Regions from separate parts of the Homo sapiens genome. Here region 2 is linked to region 1. A link is a contact called in ENCODE Hi-C or POLR2A ChIA-PET data. All regions are on one chromosome and are shown on one strand. Each heading gives the region's core, a stretch centred on a gene start or an enhancer-like site at or near the end of the contact. The rest is flanking DNA. Distances are from core to core; before and after follow the strand shown.

Evidence for each region. Hi-C counts contacts between places; a loop is a spot of excess contacts on that map. ChIA-PET counts read pairs that join two places held with the same protein, here RNA polymerase II (POLR2A). Pooled maps may share reads with other maps.
Region 2: a loop to region 1 is called in a pooled map, with 6 times the contacts of the local background. The contact joins the promoter of HNRNPH2 here to the promoter of XKRX in region 1. A Hi-C loop is called at or near these places in 7 of 50 pooled maps. POLR2A ChIA-PET finds 5 or more read pairs at or near these places in 3 of 52 experiments (WTC11, activated CD8-positive, alpha-beta memory T cell and activated naive CD4-positive, alpha-beta T cell).

The regions. Positions count from the first base shown.
Region 1 is chrX:100,924,419-100,931,284 of GRCh38, reverse strand. XKRX (XK related X-linked) reads left to right here and starts at 2,368. Exons shown (of 3, transcript NM_212559.3): 1 at 2,368-3,315. The coding sequence starts at 2,981. RefSeq lists enhancers at 1,722-1,771, 2,965-4,164.
Region 2 is chrX:101,406,655-101,414,222 of GRCh38, reverse strand. HNRNPH2 (heterogeneous nuclear ribonucleoprotein H2) reads right to left here and starts at 6,001. Exons shown (of 2, transcript NM_019597.5): 1 at 5,904-6,001; 2 at 90-2,287. The coding sequence starts at 2,234. The coding sequence ends at 885. RPL36A-HNRNPH2 (RPL36A-HNRNPH2 readthrough) reads right to left here. Exons shown (of 4, transcript NM_001199974.2): 4 at 90-2,287. The coding sequence ends at 2,231. GLA (galactosidase alpha) reads left to right here and starts at 6,298. Exons shown (of 7, transcript NM_000169.3): 1 at 6,298-6,513. The coding sequence starts at 6,320.

The sequences.
Region 1 (6,866 bases), core at 1,119-3,618:
AAGGCATTGTAAATTTTTGTATTTGGGGAGAGACAAGGCCATGGAGAAGAAGGAGGAAAGGCTAAAAGGTAAACGTTGGGATTCTACATTCTTCTTCTTAGCTTTACTCTCCCATGTTTTTTTTTTTTTTTATTTTTAATTTTTATTTTTTTGAGATGGAGTTTCACTCTTGTCACCCAGGCTGGAGTGCAATGGTGCTATCTTGGCTCACTGCAACTTCTGCCTCCTGGGTTCAAGGGGTTGTCCTGCCTCAGCCTCCCGAGTAGCTGGGATTACAGGTGCCCACCACCACGCCCAGCTAATTTTTGAATTTTTAGTAGAGACAGGATTTCACCATGTTGGTCAGGCTGGTCTCAAACTCCTGATCTCAGGCCATTCACCCACCTTGGCCTCCCGAAATGCTGGGATTACAGGCATGAGCTACCGCGCCCGGCTGACTCTCTCATGTTTAGGGGGACCAACTCACCCTATCCCAGTGAAATGGGATTAATTGGTCACCTTGCCTGAGATTCACCTTGTGAACAGTTACCTAGAGCAGCCCCAAGAGGTTCTGCACCATATACTGGTGGTGGAGAACCTTGTCCCAGTTGGAATGTCCCAACTAATAAGAAAAAGAACACTCTCTGAAGTTGTTCTCAATAGTGTTGACCTCCTTCATGAAATGGAAAGGAGAAAGGAGCAGCCTCCTAGCCCAGCTGCTAGCATAGGTGCAGACCAAGATGCGGAGTCTGCTTCAGAAGGTGACAACCTTTAGATGTTGAATCTGTCCCTGAATCAGCCCTGGGGAAAGGAGGCAGCAATCATGGAAACCTTAAAAAAACAAAAAACAACATAATGACAGGACAACCTGGAGGCCATTATTTTGGTGGCTGCTACTTGGCCACTCCTCACATAGATTTGTTTTACTGACTTCCTGCAGCAAAAGGAGATTGGCACAGGCTCTGCTACATAATCATCATTATTATTATTATTATTATTATTATTATTATTATTATTAAGACGTAATCTTGCTCTGTTGCCCAGGCTGGAGTGCAGTGGCGTGATCTCAGCTCACTGCAACCTCTGCCGTCCGGGTTCAAGTTTTTCTCCTGCCTCAGCCTCCTGAGTAGCTGGGATTACAGTCACGCACCACCACGACCAGCTGATTTTTGTATTTTTAGTAGAGATGGGGTTTCACCACGTTGGCCAGGCTGGTTTCGAACTCCTGACCTCAAGTGATCTGCCTGCCTCAGCCTCCCAAAGTGCTGGGATTACAGGCGTGAACCACTGTGCCTGGCCTTCATCTATATTATTACCAGGAGGCAGATGTGTTCTCTTTTTCTCTGAGGTTTAGAATTATGCAAATGAAGATATGAAAACAAAAGCTCAGTGAGGTGGGGAGGATTACACTTAAGAATACAGGTAATTTTCAAAGCTCTTTAAGACACCCCTCTCAGTTTTTACTAACAGCTCTCTCTTGGCTCTTTGCCAGTCTGTTTAGAATTTGGCACCTCTTCATAACCTTTCAACCAAAGACCTGTAAGTTCATTCTAAAGCTCCTATCCTGGCCTCATTTTGCAAGTGGAGAAATCAAGGCATAAAATATGAGCTTTCAGTGTCTGTGGGCTGACCTTGAGTCTTGACCTTTATCCTGTTCTATCTTCCCTCCGCCGAAAACTCTGACCCTATTCCTCCCAGGTTCCCCCTTCATGATATTATCTGGAGGGCAATAGGACCTAGGGAGGTTCCACCCTGCGGCGGAGGGAGACACACCTGCCTAACAGCGTGGGTAGAGTGAGTGTTGAAGCAAGTCACTTAACTAGTTAGGGAGGGCGGGGTAGAAGTGGGGGCCTGCTGCTCCTAGGGAGGAGTAAAGCTGTGGCTCCTGCCTGGGTCTGGAGGTGGTGGTCAGAAGTGCTTCTGAAGAGCGGCCCAAGCCCCTTTTTGTCCCGCCACTCCACAACGAGCATCCCTCGGCTGGCCGCCTGCCCGGGAACTCTCCGGCTGGTTTTGTTTGGCCGCAGCCGTCCCGCCCATCTCGCCCGCCCCCGCCGTCCCGGTGCCTTAGTTTTTGAAGCTGCCGACCTCTCGCAGCTGGAATCGCAGACCAGGCAGGACCCTGGCAGCAGACGGCGTCCAAGAGTTTGGCGACCTCCGTCCAGCCAGGTTGGCGCCCCGCACATCGTGCCTCTCACTAGCAAAGTTTCTCCGAGGAGAAGCAGCCCCTCCAGCCTTTTCTTCATCCTGTAGAGCGAGCGCGCTCTGCTTCTGTCCCTCAACACTGCATTCGGAGACAGGGTGGTGACAATACTCCACTCCCGGGCCAGGCGGTCTTGGGGGCGGGGCTTGGGGGAATCCGAGGAGCTATCCTGAGAACCCTGGACTCGGCAAAGGTCCTGAGAGCGCGCAGGTGAGCGGGCCAGCTGATAGCTACAGCCTAGCAATAGCTAGGATACCTAGGCACTGAACTGAATCCCCTCTTCTGCCCTCCTTCTTCTGCGCCCGCTCTTCTGCCCTGGCTCAGCTCTCCGCTGACTTGAGAGGACACACTGGTCAGGACTCTTTGTGAGGAGCTGCTGAGTGTCGGTGCCCCCGACAGATCGGCTACACCCTGCCTGAGGGGCTGCGAAAGGAGCCGCCACGGAAGCCGCTGTTCTCATGACTCTTCACGTCCCTGGAGTTGGACTCTGGATGGGGCGCTGGGATGCTTGCTTTTGTCTTGTTCAAGTTTCACAGCAAGTATGTTGACGATTGGAATCGGGGCCAATCAAGAGTCAAGTTCAAAGTGGTACTCCTGGGCTTTCCATCCCAGACTCCAAGTCGAATCTGAGTCTAGAAGAGAGCGGTTTCTTGCTCTAACTAGTGAATCTCTGTTCCCAAACTGGACTTGACAGAGCTCTCCTCACCTATACTTGGACTGTAGCGGCCATAGGGTTCTCTTGGGGATGGGTGGGAGGGTGCTATGAACACAAGACCACAACATTCAGAAAGAACCTCGACAATGGACAGAGTTTATGAAATTCCTGAGGAGCCAAATGTGGATCCGGTTTCATCTCTGGAGGAAGATGTCATCCGTGGAGCCAACCCCCGATTTACTTTTCCATTTAGCATCCTTTTCTCCACCTTTTTGTACTGTGGGGAGGCTGCATCTGCTTTGTACATGGTTAGAATCTATCGAAAGAATAGTGAAACTTACTGGATGACATACACCTTTTCTTTCTTTATGTTTTCATCCATTATGGTCCAGTTGACCCTCATTTTTGTCCACAGAGATCTAGCCAAAGATAAACCGCTATCATTATTTATGCATCTAATCCTCTTGGGACCTGTTATCAGGTGAGCAACTTTTAAATCTTTTCCTTACCCCCCTAACCCCACCCCAGACTTGGGCAGAGAAAGATGAAAGATTTACAAGATGGATACTATGGCTCTAATCAATTCTCTCATTTCCTCCCACTCTCGGCTTCCCTGTCTACCATTCAGAAAACTTACCTGAAATCTTAAATGCCACCATGATGAACATGTGGTATGTACTTGTGTTCCAAAACAATGAACGATGCTATTTGGCCTGTGTAAACTAGAATGGGAACAACAAGACGTGATCACCCTGTGCATGAAGGCCATAGCTGCAGAGTGTGTAATTTTATTTAAAAAATTTTTTTTTTCTGAGACAAGGTCTTGCTCTGCCTCCCAGGCTACAGTGCAGTGGTGCGATCATGGCTCACTGCAGCCTTGATCTCCTGGGATCAAGCGAACCTCCCACCTCAGCCTCCAAGTAGCTGGGACCAAAGGAATGTGTCACCATGCCTGGTTAATTAAAAAAAAATTTTTATAGGCCGGGTGTGGTGGCTCATGCCTGTAATCCCAGCACTTTGGGAGGCTGAGGCGGGTGGATCACCTGAGGTCAGGAGTTCAAGACCAGCTGGCCAACATGGTGAAACCCCTGTCTCTACTAAAAATCAGCTGGGTGTGGTGGCGCATATCTGTAATCCCAGCTACTCTGGTGGCTGAGGCAGGAGAATCACTTGAACCCGGAAGGTAGAGGTTGCAGTGAGCCAAGATCGGTGCCACTGCACTCCAGCCTGGGCGATAGAGTGAGACTCCATCTCAAAAAAAAAAAAATTTTTTTTGTAGAGACGGGATCTCGTTATGTAGACTGGGCTCAAGTGATCTTCCTGCCTCAGCCTCCCAAAGTGAGCCACCGCGCCTGGTCTGAGTGTGTAATTTTGACTCTACCTTTTGGATGCTTTGTAAATTGGATAAAAGTTTCTTTACCCTGAGCTGCTTGGGCTGGTGCTACTGCCATTTTCAAATTTTCCAGAGTAATGTGACATCTGGAAACTATTTTAAACCATCTGTGGTAATCTGTACCCCAACCCAATATAGTTCAGTTCTCTGTCGGTTTATCAGTTTCCTATTTATCTCTTTGTATATTTCTGCAATAAAGATACGAAGTTGGGAGGGGGCAAAGGAAGGCAGTTCATCTCTCTATGTGGATGCAGTAGCACAATTTAATAGTATCAAGTATTTCCATTCAGATTGCCTTGAAGTGGAAAGAATGCACTTAATCCTAGCGAGATAGGCACCTGTGTCAACAGTCTCATCTGGATGCTATGGGGTTTTCAAGGTAGAGAGATGTTGCAAAACTTATGAGTTCAGGAGTAAGGAATGGACCAAGTTTGTCTTGATTGCAAGAGAGGCAGACAACTGCAGTCAGCCGAGGAATATGGGTCAGAGTGTTGCAATGGGAAGATACCTCATCATTAGACAACTAAAAAGTCTGTGAAACTAATTAAGGATGGAACTCACTCCTTTATAAAATTTCATATCTGTACACATGTATAATTTTTATTTGTCACTTATACCTCAATAAGGCCAAAAAAATTTTTTATCAATAAATTTTTAAGTGGGGAGGAATCGATTAGGCTCTATCAGAGAGAATATGGGATATCAATGGAAACAGTGGCCTGAAATTTGGAGTCTAGTCTTCCCCCTGTCATTGACTGGTTGTGTGTTCTTGGTAAAATCTCTGAAGATGGCTTCACAGGAAGGCATATAGAGTTCCCTCATCTGTAAAGCAAATGGGTTAGTCTAAATCATGGGTCTCAAACTCAAACACTTGCAGGGACCAGGCAGGTATCATAAATGAATGAAGCAGGCCTAGTATAAGAAAAAACAGTAGCCTTGTGTGAGATGATAAATGAAAACAAAGTCTCAGAGAAATACTGAGGAGTAGTGAGTACCATGGTAATCTGAAATCTTCATGACCTGCCTGAAGGAGGTAGCCCCTCTAGAGCCCTGGCGCATTGTTTCCATGTTGGAATTCAGACCCAGTATTGCCAGATCCACTAACTTTTCGGGAGATGCTCCCAAGACAGGATTTTTATATGAAATGTCATGATTTTAAATTTTCACAGCTGACTAAAACAATAACAACAACAACACAGGATGGACCAAACCATATCTGTTGGTCAGATATAACTCAGCTGGCCTATATGCATCTTTGGACTGGGTGATGTAAAGGTCCTTTACGGTTCTAAATCTTTGAAGTTAAGCTGTAAAAGGAAGACCTCATCTTGACCTTGAAACCAAGAAATTTAAAGTTGTGACTACAGGAGCAAATAAACCATTCATCCCTCCTTTTTCAAATACAATATATTGAGTTAACCAATCGAAAACTCTCAAGATACAAATTTCAGAAAGTACCCAGCTGCACCCTCCCCTCTTTTTGACTTCCTTTGTTTGCTTTGTGAACCCTCTGTGTAGAGTGTTGAGTACTGTTTTTCATTTTTGTTGTTTAGCTTCCACTAGAAATGATTGGGAAGCATTTATAACCTCAGGCAGCTTAGCCCACAGCAGAGAAAAGATAAAAACTCATAAATTATACTCTGGATTCGCTTATTTTCAAGGCCAATTACTTGTTAGATAGGTAGGAACTTGATTAGTGTTATCAGGCACATGAAGGTGCTTGTAGAGTCTGGGTGCCTTACATGAAATGCAAGCATACTTCCGAAATGAAAATGTACTCTAATTTATTGAAGCTTATAAATGGACAAACACCCTTACTTAAACCAGAAAATAGCCCTGAGAATAGAAACAGAACATTTATGTAAATGTAAACGGAACATTTCATGCCACCACCTTCTCCAATACTGTTCTCCAATTTAGCAATAGTACTGATGGGTTGGGGTTAAAATCTAAAATTTTTCATTGAAAATGCACTTATGCAGAACAAGAATAGGAAAAAAGTGTTGCTTTTTCTTCTCTGTTCTTTCTTTGCATCTTTTTCTTTCCCAGGTCTTAGAGTTTGTCCCTAGAAGGTGACAATTTCAAACTACATGCTTCAGAGTGGTACACATGCATCAGTCTTAGGGTGATCTATGGAGACTGGCAGCCAGCATATGTTCCAAATTTTCCTATCAGGAACTAAAGGCTAGAGAGCATATCAACCTCTGGGCTTGTCTTTGGTCTACTTTTCTGTTAAATTTCATTGCTGTTATTATTATCCTCTCCTCCCATAATTGCTTACCCTGTATTATTTTCTTCCTTCTTATTCTTTCATTTACTCAGCAAATATTTCTCAAATACCTACTAAGTGATAAGAGCTGTAAACAAGATAAATACAACCCTTGACCTCAGTCTCTTGGGCAAGACGTGTTAATGTCCACTACAAATGTTCTTACTAGTCATAAGTAGTCCACAGTTTTTATTCATTAAAGGTGAGTGGCGAAGTGGTAACTCAGGTGTTCCAGAACAAGATGTTCTAGTTGCTTCTCTTCCACTTACCACATCAGAACTGCTAAAGACTTCTGATTTGTATGGGGGAGGTGGGAGGGGCAGAGCAGGAAATGTCATCTTACCCTTATTCCAAGGATGATAGGCTTTCA
Region 2 (7,568 bases), core at 4,752-7,251, 480 kb before region 1:
TAAAATTAAAAATCTTAACTTTGAGGGAATTGTAAAGTCAATCAGTGTGCCCATATGACAGAACATAATAAAAATCAATCAGTTCAAGATTTTTTCCAGTTTTTAAAAGGAAGATTTATTTAACAAGTTTCACTTAGTACAATACATCTAAATGGAAATCACAATACAAGGAAAGATTTAAACCAAAGCCTCAGATTTTCATACAAACGACACGACCAAACTTCTAAAGTATTGGTATTACATCTTAAAATTGTCCCGTATCCTTAAAAAAAAAAAAAGTGTACACTCACGTGCCTTACAGGATATTAAACCAAAAAGCTAGAATTAACAAACATGCCAAATGTTTTCACTTTGAATCGTAGACACAGCTCCTATATTTGAGTTTTACAGAAAGGCATGTTTCTCAACATGCATCCGAAGTTTTCAATGTATTTGTGGTATAAGAGCAACATTTAACATAAGTGAAACTGCATTAACCTAAATACGCTTACTGCTTAGGTACACTCCTACAACATAACTAACTTGAGGAAAGCTAAAAATTGTTTTAACAGTTATGGTCAATACTGAACTTTGTTATTATGTCCTAGATGAATGTTTCAGTGTTCAAAATTACTGAGCTTGAAGTTTTAAAATAATCTCAACTTCCACTTTACAGTAAGCATGAATCACAAGCCTGTAATGCAAAACTGTTAAACTTAACTCGTTTTCTTAAAAAAGGAGAAAGAAAGATAAAGAAAGAGAAGCTGACCAAGAGTGATCAGAATCAATTATATTTCCCATTTACCAATCATACTGGATATACTAAACATCCCTCCCATTCTATTCAACTCCCACAAATGTACAGCTTTTATATCTGGAGTAGCTATTTAGTGCTCCTTCTCTACCTAAGCAAGGTTTGACTGATAGTCACTGGAGTTTTCCTGCAGAACTTGGTCATATCCACTCATACTGCTCTGACCACCATAACCACCTCCATAACCACCACTCAGCTGCTGGCTAGCAGGACCTCCATAACTAGACTGGTTGGATAAGCCCATCCCTCCCATCATTTGGCTACCATAAGCGCCACCACTTGCCCCTGCTGTAGAATTCAAAAAAAGTTCTACATAGCTGTGATCGTAAGCACCCCCACTTGTTCCTGCAGTAGAATTTAAGAAGAGCTCCACATATCTGTGTTGCATATTAGCTTTGTCTTTTGCCATAGCTGCCACAGCATCTTCATGAGTAGCAAATTCAACATCTGCCTCACCGGTAACTCTGCCATCGGGTCCAATTTCAATATGTACTCTCATGGGATTAAGAGGTGAGAAGAAATTATAAATATCATTCTCAGTGGCTCTGTAAGGTAACCCCCTCATGTGTACACAGTGCCCTGTGGTGCTCTGGAAACTGGACCCACCATCTCCGTATCTATGATCAGACATTCCTGAAAAACAGTAATTGAGGTCTCTTCCAAATCTATCAGACCCAAAGCCATATCCATCATTATAGCCACCATAGTCATCATAGCCTCCATACCCTCCACCATAGGCACCACGCCTCATCCTTTCAAACCCAGCTCCTCTGCCAATGCTATTATACCCTCTGCCAGCCCCCGGCCTATCATAGGGACCTGGCCGCTGCATAGCCATGAGCTTTCGAGGGGGATCATAGTGGGTTCGAACTTCAGCTCGGCTACTCTTGAAGATCTCAATGTACCTGTGCCCTATTCTTTCCTTGTGTTTCTTTAAGGCCTTCTCAGCTATCTCCTGTGAAGCAAACTGCACAAAGGCTTCCCCTGTGCTTCGCCCCTGAAAGTCCACTGGCAGTGTCATCCCATTTGGCACAATTTCCAACCCTGAAAAGAACTGAACAATCTCTTCCTTGCTACAGCCAAATGGGAGTCCTCTAAGCCGGACGAAGCCATCGTTGGCAGTATCAGGGCTATTCGGACCTGTATGCTTCAACACCCAATCCATTTCAACACTGTTAGACTTGAATACTTCAACGTATCTGTGTCCCATGGTTTCTCTGTCCTTCTTCAAAGCCAATTTCACTTCCTCTTCAGATTCAAGTTCAACAAATGCTTCACCACTTGGTCTGCCTTCTCTGGTGTAGATGAAACGAATACCTGATGTGCCATTTTGGATCTTGCAATCAGAGAAGAAGCGCATCACTTCATCGGCTGAGCAGGACCAGGGTAGGCCCCTGACCTTCACCACGAACCCCTCCCTGCCTTCCGTGCTCAGCATCATGGTGATTGTTGGGCTCTTGGTGGCAAGTTTGGCTCAATGCAATTTTGGTGTAGCTGAAAAAAAAAAAAAGAAGACTACTGTCATGGAAAAATGCTCGTGATATAGTAAGAGAAAAAAGCAAACTATTAATAGAAAATTCAATTATGCTGACAGCTTTTCTGTAAGACGTCTGTATAAACAGAGAGTTCACCAAATTTTTAACTCATTCATTTTTTAGCAGTTATTTATTCAATGCCTATTACGTGTTAGATACCATTAAAAATTAACAGCAATCGGCCGGGTGCGGTGGCTCACGCCTGTAATCCCAGCACTTTGGGAGGCTGAGGTGGGTGTATCACCTGAGGTCAGCAGTTCGAGACCAGCCTGGTCAACATGGTGAAACCCCGTCTCTACTAAAAATACAAAAAATTGGCTGGGCGTGGTGGCAGGTGCCTGTAATCCCAGCTACTCGGGAGGCTGAGGCAGGAAAATCGCTTTTATGTACCCAGGAGGTGGAGGTGAGCCAAGATCACGCCACTGCACTCCAGCCTCAGCGACCAGAGCAAAACTCCGTCTCAAAAAAAAAAAAAAAAAAAAAAAAAAAATTAACAGCAACAAATCAGTGGGAGATGTCAACAAATAAAAGATGGCTATATCTGAATATATAAACATAAAAAACTTCACTAGATCAAAAGATTAAACAACAATTAAAACACAAACAAAACACAGGTTATGTAAGTTCTTTATATAATATCTTCATTATATAAAAATGTATGCAAATCAATAAAATCAGGGAAATATTTGGGCTCCAGAGATAAATGAAAAAAAGACATTATTGGGAATTCACACATTCATTTTAGAAACATTTTTTAGTTGCCATGTCCAATATTCGGCTCTGGCATACAAGAATCAATAAGCCCAGAATGGGCTTATGGTCCTACAGGAGCACCGAATGTCATTATTAAAGATGTAAATGCAAATATACATTATACTTGCCATGACCCTCTGAGTGGAGTGTAAGCATAGTATCAAAGAGGGACTAGTTGATCAGTTCTATTGGTTGGAGGCCAAATGGTTAAATGAAACAGACTAATCTGCCCAGGGATCCATAAACATTTTTTTTTCTTAATTATGATGAAGCACAAATAGGAGAGGGAAAAGCAAGTGAAAAGACTGGCAAGGCATAGATCAGATCCCAAAGACTTTGATATACAAACACTAAGCGCCTTTTAAGACTTTTAAACCGGGGAGTATGTAGGGTGACTTCACCAAAACTCTTTCAGACAGATCACCCTGGCAACAGCGTGGCACTCAAACAGAAGGGGGTCGACGTGGAACTAGGGAGATTAGTTAGAACTTGTCTCATAAATATATGTTAAAGGAATCGCCTAAGGCAACAGGAGTAAAATGGAGAAAAGATGTATCTACACATACCAAAAAAAGTGGAATCTGCGGGACTTGATAACAGATTAAGTATGAGAGAATACAGGTATAGGAGGATACAGGAGAGGAATCTGGGAAATGTTCAAATTTAATCAATCTTCCAGCAAGTTAAAATCAGAACTAATCGTTATTTTTCACCCATCAAGATAATGGAAATTAAACAGCAACAGTAAATCAGTGCTATGCAGTTCACAAACTAATACACTACCAGAAGAGTGATAATTGATATAAACTATTTCCTTTTTGATAAACCCCACTATATCCTGAAAGCAATTTGATAATATGTATCACGCCTTTTGACAGCAAATACATTTCAGTTATGTGCCCTAAGGAGATGATCTGAAATTCAGACAGATTTATGGAGCTATATATTCTTTGAAAAGTACTTTATTAAGAAAACGAATATTATGCATTTAATTTTAAAAGTTACAAAAATATTTAATAACATGAGAAATTACTTATGCTATAATTGTAAGTGACCCAAGAGCACAACTGCTTTACAATATCAACTGTGTACAAAATACATGTTCCCATACCCTTTGACACTGCTAGAATCCTTCCAGGAATCTAGTCAACAGAAATACTTACAAATGTTCCTTGCAGCACTGTTAGTAATGGCAGAAAATTGGAAACCTAAATAGCCATCATTAGAGGAATGGCTGAATGAATTATACTTTATCCTTAAACTGGAATGCAATGCAGCCATTTAAAAAAAATCTATCTGCCTTGACCCAGAAAGATCTCCAAAATACATTAAATAAAAGAATATACATAGTATGATCCTACTTATAGTAAAAGATTGGCATGCATGTATATACGTATGTAAATAAATAAAAGATCTGGAAGCAAACTTGTTTTTGAGAGAACTGAAGGGTGGGGGGGTGAAGTGGGCTTTTCGCTTTTTACCCTATATACTTCTATACAGTTTTAATTCTTTACATTTGCTGTACTGGGATTTTTTCTTTTTAAGTTAGAAAGAACATATTAGTGGTTACTCTGAGTGGGAGGTTTATGGATTTTCCATGTTATTTTTCCAATTTTTTTATGCAGCCTTAAATTTCTACAGAAATAATTACTTTTACTTCAGCAAAAAAAGTAACATAAAACAAATTAAAATGTTTGCATTTCTGGGATTTGGTATAGGAAATTTTATAAAATTTTCTAATTTTGTATGTGGATGGTTTATCTGAAATGGTCTGGGAGCACTGGGCCTCTTGGAAACAAAGTACAAAGTGTAATAACGGCCATAAAACTACACTGAGGAAACGATTTAACAAACATTTACTGATTGCCGATTATGTGCCTAGCACACTGCATCTGCAGTGATAACAGTTTTCCTATTAACCATCCTAAGGTCTCAGTGACAGATTTACAAGCTGTTTTTTTATTTCATTTTGCAGGATTTTTTTTTTTTTTTTTGCTTGCCTTATCCCTGGGATAACCCGTCCCATTTAATTCCCTGCACCGCTCTATTCCTTAAGAGCCCTTCTGTAGGGGCAGAGAGGTTCTACTTCATTACTGCGTCTCCTGGGAAGGCCATCAGGACTGCTGGCTAAAGTGGGAACCAGGACTCTTTGTGAGTTAAGAATTTGTGTATTTATATGTGTGTTATACACATTTTTTAAAAAACTGTAACGACATCAGGTTGAGCAGTCGTCTCCGGGTGGTGAATTATGTGTATTTTTAAATTTTATACTATATTGTTATTTTTCAAATGTTCGAAATTGAATATGTAGATTGTTGTTATCAGCAGAAAAATAAACATTATTCAAATACTCTATTCAGTAAAGTAATTTATTGGGCGCCTTTGTCAAGCACGCATTTGCCTAGATGTGACTCTACAGATAAAATTCACTTGGGGCCTCCCCTTACAGACAATCAGGCAGTGGAGACTGAGTGCCTGAATGGATAGACCAGCACTCAGACCACTATTTTCAGTATCTGTTTTTCTTAACTCAGGGCCGTGGTTTTCAAACGTTTTTCGCCTTACGGTCACCCTTAGGGGTCCCCCGAGACCGGCCCAGACAGACAGATATACAAAAACACATACACAGTCATGAGCGTCCACCATTTCCCCACCAGGCGCAGCACAGGCGGCTTCCCGGCACTGAGATGGGGGGGAGGAGGGAGAGAGCGCGAGGGGGGAGGGGAAAGCAGAGAACGAAAGAGGCGGAGGCGGCCCCCGAACCCCGCTCTGGTCTTCATCATCACCACCCCTGGGTCCCCAGTTCCCACCCACACACCAACCTCTAACGATACCGGGTAATTTTCCTCCTTCTTCCCTCAAACGGCTATAGCGAGACGGTAGACGACGACCAGAACTACTTCTGCTCACGTAAGCGAGTAATCACGTGAGCGCCTACGTCATGTGAGATCTCGGTCACGTGAGCAACTCTCGGCTTAAACTCGGGATCACTAAGGTGCCGCACTTCCTTCTGGTATGGAAATAGGGCGGGTCAATATCAAGAAAGGAAGAGGGTGATTGGTTAGCGGAACGTCTTACGTGACTGATTATTGGTCTACCTCTGGGGATAACCGTCCCAGTTGCCAGAGAAACAATAACGTCATTATTTAATAAGTCATCGGTGATTGGTCCGCCCCTGAGGTTAATCTTAAAAGCCCAGGTTACCCGCGGAAATTTATGCTGTCCGGTCACCGTGACAATGCAGCTGAGGAACCCAGAACTACATCTGGGCTGCGCGCTTGCGCTTCGCTTCCTGGCCCTCGTTTCCTGGGACATCCCTGGGGCTAGAGCACTGGACAATGGATTGGCAAGGACGCCTACCATGGGCTGGCTGCACTGGGAGCGCTTCATGTGCAACCTTGACTGCCAGGAAGAGCCAGATTCCTGCATCAGGTATCAGATATTGGGTACTCCCTTCCCTTTGCTTTTCCATGTGTTTGGGTGTGTTTGGGGAACTGGAGAGTCTCAACGGGAACAGTTGAGCCCGAGGGAGAGCTCCCCCACCCGACTCTGCTGCTGCTTTTTTATCCCCAGCAAACTGTCCCGAATCAGGACTAGCCCTAAACTTTCTCTGTGTGACCTTTCCTGGGATGGGAGTCCGGCCAGCGGCCCCTGTTTCTTTCTCTCTCTCTCTCTCTCTCGTTCTCCTTCTCTTTCTCTTTCTCTTCTTTCCTCTCTCTTTCTCTCTCTCCCTGCCCGGTTCTCTTTTTTCACTGCTCCTTGCAGAGCAGGGCCACCCCATAGGCAGTGTGCCCAAAGTAGCCCTGCCCGGTTCTATTCAGACCCTTCTTGTGAACTTCTGCTCTTCCTCTGCCGGGTGCTAACCGTTAGAACATCTAGGGTGGGTAGGAGGAATGGGGAACTAAGATTCGTGCCATTTTTTCTCCTTTTGGGGTCGTGGATTTCTCGGCAGTATCTCGAGGGAGTTAGAGAGACCATAAGGTCGCTGAGATCTCTCCCACCTCGCCCATGAGCGTGGCATCAGGCTGGAAGGTTGACATGGAGGAACTTTATACATTTACACCTTTGCGTGAGGGTTGAGGCTGGATTAGATAGGTATTGAACATATCTGACCCTCACAATCCTTATCTGTAAATTGGGATTACAACCTTTTAATTTCAGGGAGCTGACAAAAAAAATCTGAAAAATAGTTCTTATCTCACACAGGTGAGTTTTCAAGGAGATAACCTATTTAAAGTACATAGCACAGCGCTTGACCATTCAACTGCGCTTACAGAGCAAATGTTCAATGGGAAAATGAATGTAAATCTACAAATCTGAATGAATATGTGTATTTTTCTGGAGAGAGGATATTTACCTTTCTTCAAATTCTCAAAGGGCTCTGTGATTTAAAAAAGGTTAGGAATCACTGATAGATGTTGGTAAAAGGTGGCAGTCACAGTACATTTCTGTGTCCATAAGTTATTCCTATGAATATCTTTATAGAT